2 separate regions of the Mus musculus genome follow, and region 1 is linked to region 2. A link is a loop called in an ENCODE intact Hi-C map of the cell type or tissue named here. Cell type or tissue: left cerebral cortex. All regions are shown on one strand. Each heading gives the region's core, and the rest is flanking DNA. Links, peaks and the distances in the headings are about the cores only. Region 1 holds the start of Gm40060 (a long non-coding RNA gene). Region 2 overlaps Med12l (mediator complex subunit 12-like).

What was found. A loop is a pair of places that touch in the nucleus more often than their neighbours do. Peaks named below come from ENCODE experiments on the same cell type or tissue, not always from the same donor. Only the 100,000 strongest peaks of a DNase experiment are listed, where the experiment ranks them.
Region 1: it touches region 2 in a loop (3-fold over the local background); 12 of 42 quality-filtered maps call a loop at or near these places.

Annotation. Positions count from the first base shown.
Region 1 is chr3:58,842,027-58,844,938 of GRCm38, forward strand. It overlaps Clrn1 (clarin 1), which reads right to left. Exons shown (of 3, transcript NM_153385.3): 3 at 2,002-2,912. It overlaps Gm40060 (a long non-coding RNA gene), which reads left to right and starts at 69. Exons shown (of 3, transcript XR_867327.1): 1 at 69-97; 2 at 788-936. In left cerebral cortex, for the core only: a CTCF peak has its summit at 1,568 (motif pointing right); a DNase peak (open chromatin) is centred at 1,604.
Region 2 is chr3:59,057,709-59,060,620 of GRCm38, forward strand. All of the region lies in intron 4 of Med12l (mediator complex subunit 12-like), which reads left to right. Among named protein-coding and RNA genes, the nearest start is that of Gpr171, 43 kb to the right of the region's middle. In left cerebral cortex, for the core only: a CTCF peak has its summit at 1,731 (motif pointing left); a DNase peak (open chromatin) is centred at 1,723.

The sequences.
Region 1 (2,912 bases), core at 279-2,778, 220 kb before region 2:
CCAGCTGAGACATCCAGCCTTGTGAACTGAAGAATTACTGGATTCTTGGACCTTCCATACATAGGCAGGCATAGTTGGATTAGCTGGACCACAGCCTGTAAGTCATTCTAATAAATACCCATACATATGAATCAGAGAGATATCAATTCTGTAAGTTCTGTTACTCTAGAGAACCTTGACTAATGCAAGGTATGCTGTGGACTAGTTTAGAGGAGGTTGAGGAGAGATCAGATGGCAGTCGGTTCTTCTTTCTCTATCTAGCTGGCTCACTTTTAATTTAGTTTTTGAGAAAAAAAGATCTGCATTTTAGTGACAATGTAGTCTCTGTGACCTTTGGAACTGATTCAAGAGTAGGAGGGAGGCCTTCACTTCCCTGTCCTGCAGGCCATGTCCTGAAGTTCCACCAGTACCTTAGGAGCTGTTTGATTCATTTATTAGAACAAGTATCAAGTATTCCCCTGCGTGTTATATGCAGCTACAACACTGTGAAAGTCTATCCATGCTGAAATGCAATATCAAGATAATCCCGGTCCTTCAAAGTTCTAAGCCCTTGTTAGAGGTGGAGTGAGATGAAAATCAAGGAAAATGGAAGGTTCAGATGGTAAGAAAGGAACCCAGTTTAAGGATGTTTAGCCATTGTTAGAGGCAGCTAGTTCTTTGGAATAGAGGAGGCTGAGTCTGGTTGAATGTCTTTCAAGAAATAGTTACCAAGTGCCTCCCACATATCCTGGGATTCTGTACATTACATTTGAGTATTGGGTTGTATTTTACGTATATGTTGTCTTAGTTCTGTGTAGGTGTTGTATCATGGCAAGGTTTGGATTTGTTAAAGGCACATCACAGCTTCTGCTCAAAACAATCAGGATAAACTAAAGCAACGTACAAAGATGTGTATGGATAAGATGTGTACGTGTAAGATGTGTACGTATAAGATGTGTAAGTATAAGATGTGTAAGTATAAGATGTGTACATATAAGATTTGTATGTATAAGATGTGTACAGATAAGATGTGTACATATAAGATGTGTACGTATAAGGTGCACATATAAGATGTGTACGGATAAGATGTGTAAGTATAAGATGTGTACATATAAGATGTGTATGGATAAGATGTGTACGGATAAGATGTGTGCATATAAAGTGTTCAAAGTTCACACAGAATCAAAAGGAAGGAGGGAAGCAAGCATCATGGAGGCTCAGCCTATGGTCCTAACTCAGGAAACTGAGGCCAGGGTGATACAATGGTGAGTAAAAAAAGGCCAAGAACTCCGAGTGGAGTCTGGAATAAAATTAGTCCTTTGTATACAAGATGCAGCCTTGGAATTCTAAACCCTGGCTTTACATCTTCAGTTACAGTGGCACTCACCCATTATGAAAAACTGTAACAGTAAAAGCAGTTATTTGGAAGAACTAGTTCTGATAATAATCTACTCAGATTTGGACTTTTCTTCTACTCTAGGGACTCTTTCCTCGACAGTACCTGCAACTCCTTCCAAGTAGTGTCACAGCCTTCATAGTTGGGTGTCTGGTAACAATGAAGTGGCAGGGTGCTTGCCACCCCAGGGCCAGCAGGGGGCCCTGAGTCCTCATGAGAATGCTGGCCACCATGTGCAAGAGAGGCCTAGCACAGCAAAATGAATGTTTCCATTTAGGGAGTCTGATTCCTATGAAGGAGCAGACAGAAGAGTGTTACATCATGGCCCTCTGCTCAGGGCAACCCCAGACATCTGTTGGAAGATGGGCAAACAGAGAGTGTGAACTGTGAGCATTCACTGATTGATTGGTTGGTTGATGTGTGTGTGTGTGTGTGTGTTTGTGTGTGTGTGTGTGTGTGTGTGTGACAGGATTTTCATGGACAGACATTCTGTTGTCTTTAAGGAGCCCGTTTCTAGCTTCTGCCCATGAGGAGGGATTATTGTTAGTCTGTCTGTGAGGTTCTCATAAGATTTTCAGTGCCTCTCCCAAGCCTACCTTTTAATAGAACAGAGAGCAACCAAACACTTGTTTTCTACAGAATTTTTTTTTAAAAAAGGCTTGGTATTACAGAAAGTTTTCAGACCTCTGAGCAGAGAGGAAAGAGGTAGATGGAGGCCAGAGGAGGGGGATTCATCCTCCAGCCTTCAACTCCCTCCCTTTCCCTCCTAACACAGCCTTTTGTGCTTGAGAATTTCAGGGTCTGACCTCCAGGTCAGGGCACTACTAGCCCATCACCAAAGCATGCACCAGCTCCTGGACAGACTAGCTGGTGGGCTTCTAGAAACTTCCAGTGTCCTGAATTAAGGTGAAAGGACTCCATCCTGAGAAAAGCAAGTATGTTCTGATGTCTGAGAGTAACCAGCAGGCCATCACCAGAGCTGGTTATATTTCAGGTGTGCAGTCTCTCCTTCCTTGTATGTAAATTGTTCCCAAATGAAAATGTGTGTGTTCATGAGGGGGTTCATGGAGGCTGATGGTGCCTTTCTCCATCACCTCCGTTTTTTTGTTTTGAGTCAGGGTCTCTCACTGACCTTGGAGTGCACTGATTAGGTTTGACTTGGCTTGCTGGTGAGCTTTAAGACTTGCCTAGCTCTGCCTTCCCAGTGCTGGGATCACAGACATGTATGAAACCCATGCGTTTCTCATGGGTGCTGGGGAATCTGAACTCAGGCTCTCAAGCTTTTGAGGCAGCCCTTTATCAACTGAGCCATCTTCCTAGTTCCAGATTGGTTTTCTGGAGCATTTCCAAACTCTATGATCTCTGGTGTTTGTGGCCAGGGCACCATAATGTCTTTGTCCTTTGTTCTTTCCTGAGGGTAACACATTGAGAGTTAAGGAGTGTCAGTTTCAGGCTCACTTGTGGCCTCTGGTCTCCAGCAGATTCATTTGGTGAATAATTCAAGGAGAAAGATTTGACTTGGGCCATGCTTCATGTC
Region 2 (2,912 bases), core at 322-2,821:
GCTGATGTTTTTGTAGCTTGAGTGAAATGTTAATTCTGTGATGGTTAGAAAGCTGCTTTAAAACAAAGAGAACAAAACAGCGAAGGGCTTAAGTTATAGAGTTATCTTATATAAACTGCGTATAGCCTTCAAAGCCAATTGTCTTTAATGAATTTTTCTAAAGCCCGAGTCAGCTCTGCTGTATTGGAGTTCAGATTGCATTGAGTGTGGGTACAGAAAACAGTTATTAGTCACTAGGGTGTCAGGGAGGTTGTGAGTGTGTTGCATGCAAAGTGAACAGAGGTTAACTAGGTGGACAGATCATGCTCGGTGTCTGGGAAGATTAAGGATGGGCTTCTGGGGTGTTGACAGCAGGCACAAGGACTATCTTTTGGCTGCTCTGTATAATGTGGAAGTTACTGTGCTTTGTAGCTTCTTGGTCTGGAGCTATTTTGTATGGTCACCTGGTGATAAGATGTCTTGTATTGTGTCCTCACAAAAAGCCTAGCTGTCTATGGTTTGATCAGAAGTAGACGAATTAGAGTGGCTTCTCACTGTGTGTGGGTGTAGTGTGTGTACATATTCGTGTATATGTGTGTGCATATTTGTGTGTGTATATATATATATATATATATATATATATATATATATGTATGTGTATGTGTGTGGTGTGTTTGTGTCTCTGTGTATGTGGAGTTAAATGAATGCTGTGCCATTTTTATTGTTGAAAAATTTCACAAACTACCATCAGCAGTATGATCATGGCATGAACTTCATTCTGGCAGAGGAAAGAGGAGAGGAGAGTTTTAGTTTTGCTGGCCAAGGGATCGAACCTGCTCCTACCAGCTATAAGAGCTATACCAGCTATAAGTATCATATGTAAGAATACACTCAGGTCTGCTGCTTTGCTGGGGTGGGGGGCTGGTAGCAGCTGCCTTTCTCTAGCTACACTCCTCTGTGTCTCCTGCCACCAAGATCCTCAGGAGGGACCCCCCTCCCGCCATTCCTGAGGTCTCTTCTCCGTCTTGGGGGACAGATTCTTGCTGTGGTAGGGCCCACTGTGTTGTGTACACAGGGCAGCAAAGGCATTAGCTGGCCAACAAGTCTGTTGTCTTGCTGGAAACTTTCTCTCCTGGGCCTGGTCCCTGGGGAGAGGAAACATGTCCTAAGGGGTTAATTAAAAGTACTAGCTCAGTCTTCATAAATATTGCCCTGTTTTTCATACTGGGAACCTCTCACTATGCCAAGGCAAAAGTCATTGCACACTGAGGTATCCACAGAAATCTGTAATGATCTCAAAATTAAAAGTGTAGTTAAAGGAGGAGGTTAATGTACCCACAGTGAATGCAGCCTCCCACCTCCCAGTAGCCCTGTGTGTCCCACAGGGTGGCACTGTTATCTCCCCAGCCACTCCACTGTGAATCCGGAAGCTTCCCTAATCGAGCAGCCCTTCCCTTCATCTCTGTTATCAGGCTGGCTACTGTTTTCCTCCAGCAAGGGCCCCACTCCTACCTCTCCTCTGTTCCCTACCAGGGTCACATCCCCGCTGAATGTGGTAGCCCCTGCTCACTTTGCTTATGCAACTTCCTGAGAGTTAGTTTCCATTTATGTATTGGATCCTGGTACTCCTTTGACCAGAATTCTTCAGTGCCTTTTAAACATTTGTGAAAGGCTGTACTCCCGTGAAGTCGCTGCCTGGGTTGCTGGCTTGAGACCGTTCTTGGATGGATGAATGTTTCACTAGTGCCCTCTTGTGGTCATTTTACAATCGCTTGGGAACCTCTAGCTGCTGGAGCCTCTGCTTCCATTGCTGCTTCTGCCTGTGAAACTCATTTGTGCTTCCCTTCTAGAAGTGACAGACTGCCACCCTTCATCTCCCCTCCCGAGTCCCACAGCACACCAGAGCATCTCTCCCACTGCTGCTGGTCCCTCTGCACACCCATGTCTCTCTGGACCTCATCAATGACGTGCCTCGGGTGGTTTCTCTCTTAATTCTCTTAGAAGTTCCCAGGAGAACCTCCAGCCCGTGTAGCTAAGTGCTGACGGCTTCTATTTTAGATATTTATTCTTTGTTTCTTTCTAGGACATATTCGTGATTTCATGGCAGCAGTGGTTTGTATAATATGTAGTGTCTTTGGACAATAAAGCCAGTTTAAAAATAACACAGGGAAACCTTGTATGCACATAAAACTAGATAGTTATTTGATAAGGCATTTACTTTGTTGGCACACATGAGCTCTCTCTGCTGGTGAGTCACATCCGAACAGAAGAAAATATTAAGGAGTTATTATTATGTTATTATTGGCCTGTGTATGTAACATGTATGTGGACACCTGTGGAGGTCATTGGCTCCCTTGCAGCTGGAGTCACAGATGGCTGTGAGCTGCCTGCTGTGTGGGCTTGGAACTGAACTCCGGTCCTCTGGAAAAGCAGTAAGGGCACTTACCTGCTGAACATCTTCCCAGCCACCAGCAAATGTTTTCAAAGGATTAATGTGTCTGGTCACTTATTGCGTTGTAGTGTTTCTGCTGTGTACAGTTGCTTGCTACCCTTTCCTCTCTGCTCTCTAACTCCCTCGCAGCCAGAAGGGCGTGCTTCCTGATAGTTCAGCAGACATAGTAGCCTAGCCAGTGCTTTCACTCCCTTGGCCTCCCGTCATATTGGAATGGTAGCTATGATTTATGCTGTTGTTTATCCAGGCTGCTAGTCAACACACTGGCAAGCACGTTTTCATTCCAGAAGTTAACATTGGCCGAATCGGGATTTTGGATAATTATAACTTTACAAATCATATTGTTGTGGATATTAAAAAGAATGTAGAAGTTTGTAAGTCCCCTCACCCTCGACCCACCTTTAACCCTAAACTTATGGCCACTCTGGCTTCTCCCTCTCATCTCCCCCAACTGCCCTCTCTTCCAGAGATCATAGAATTT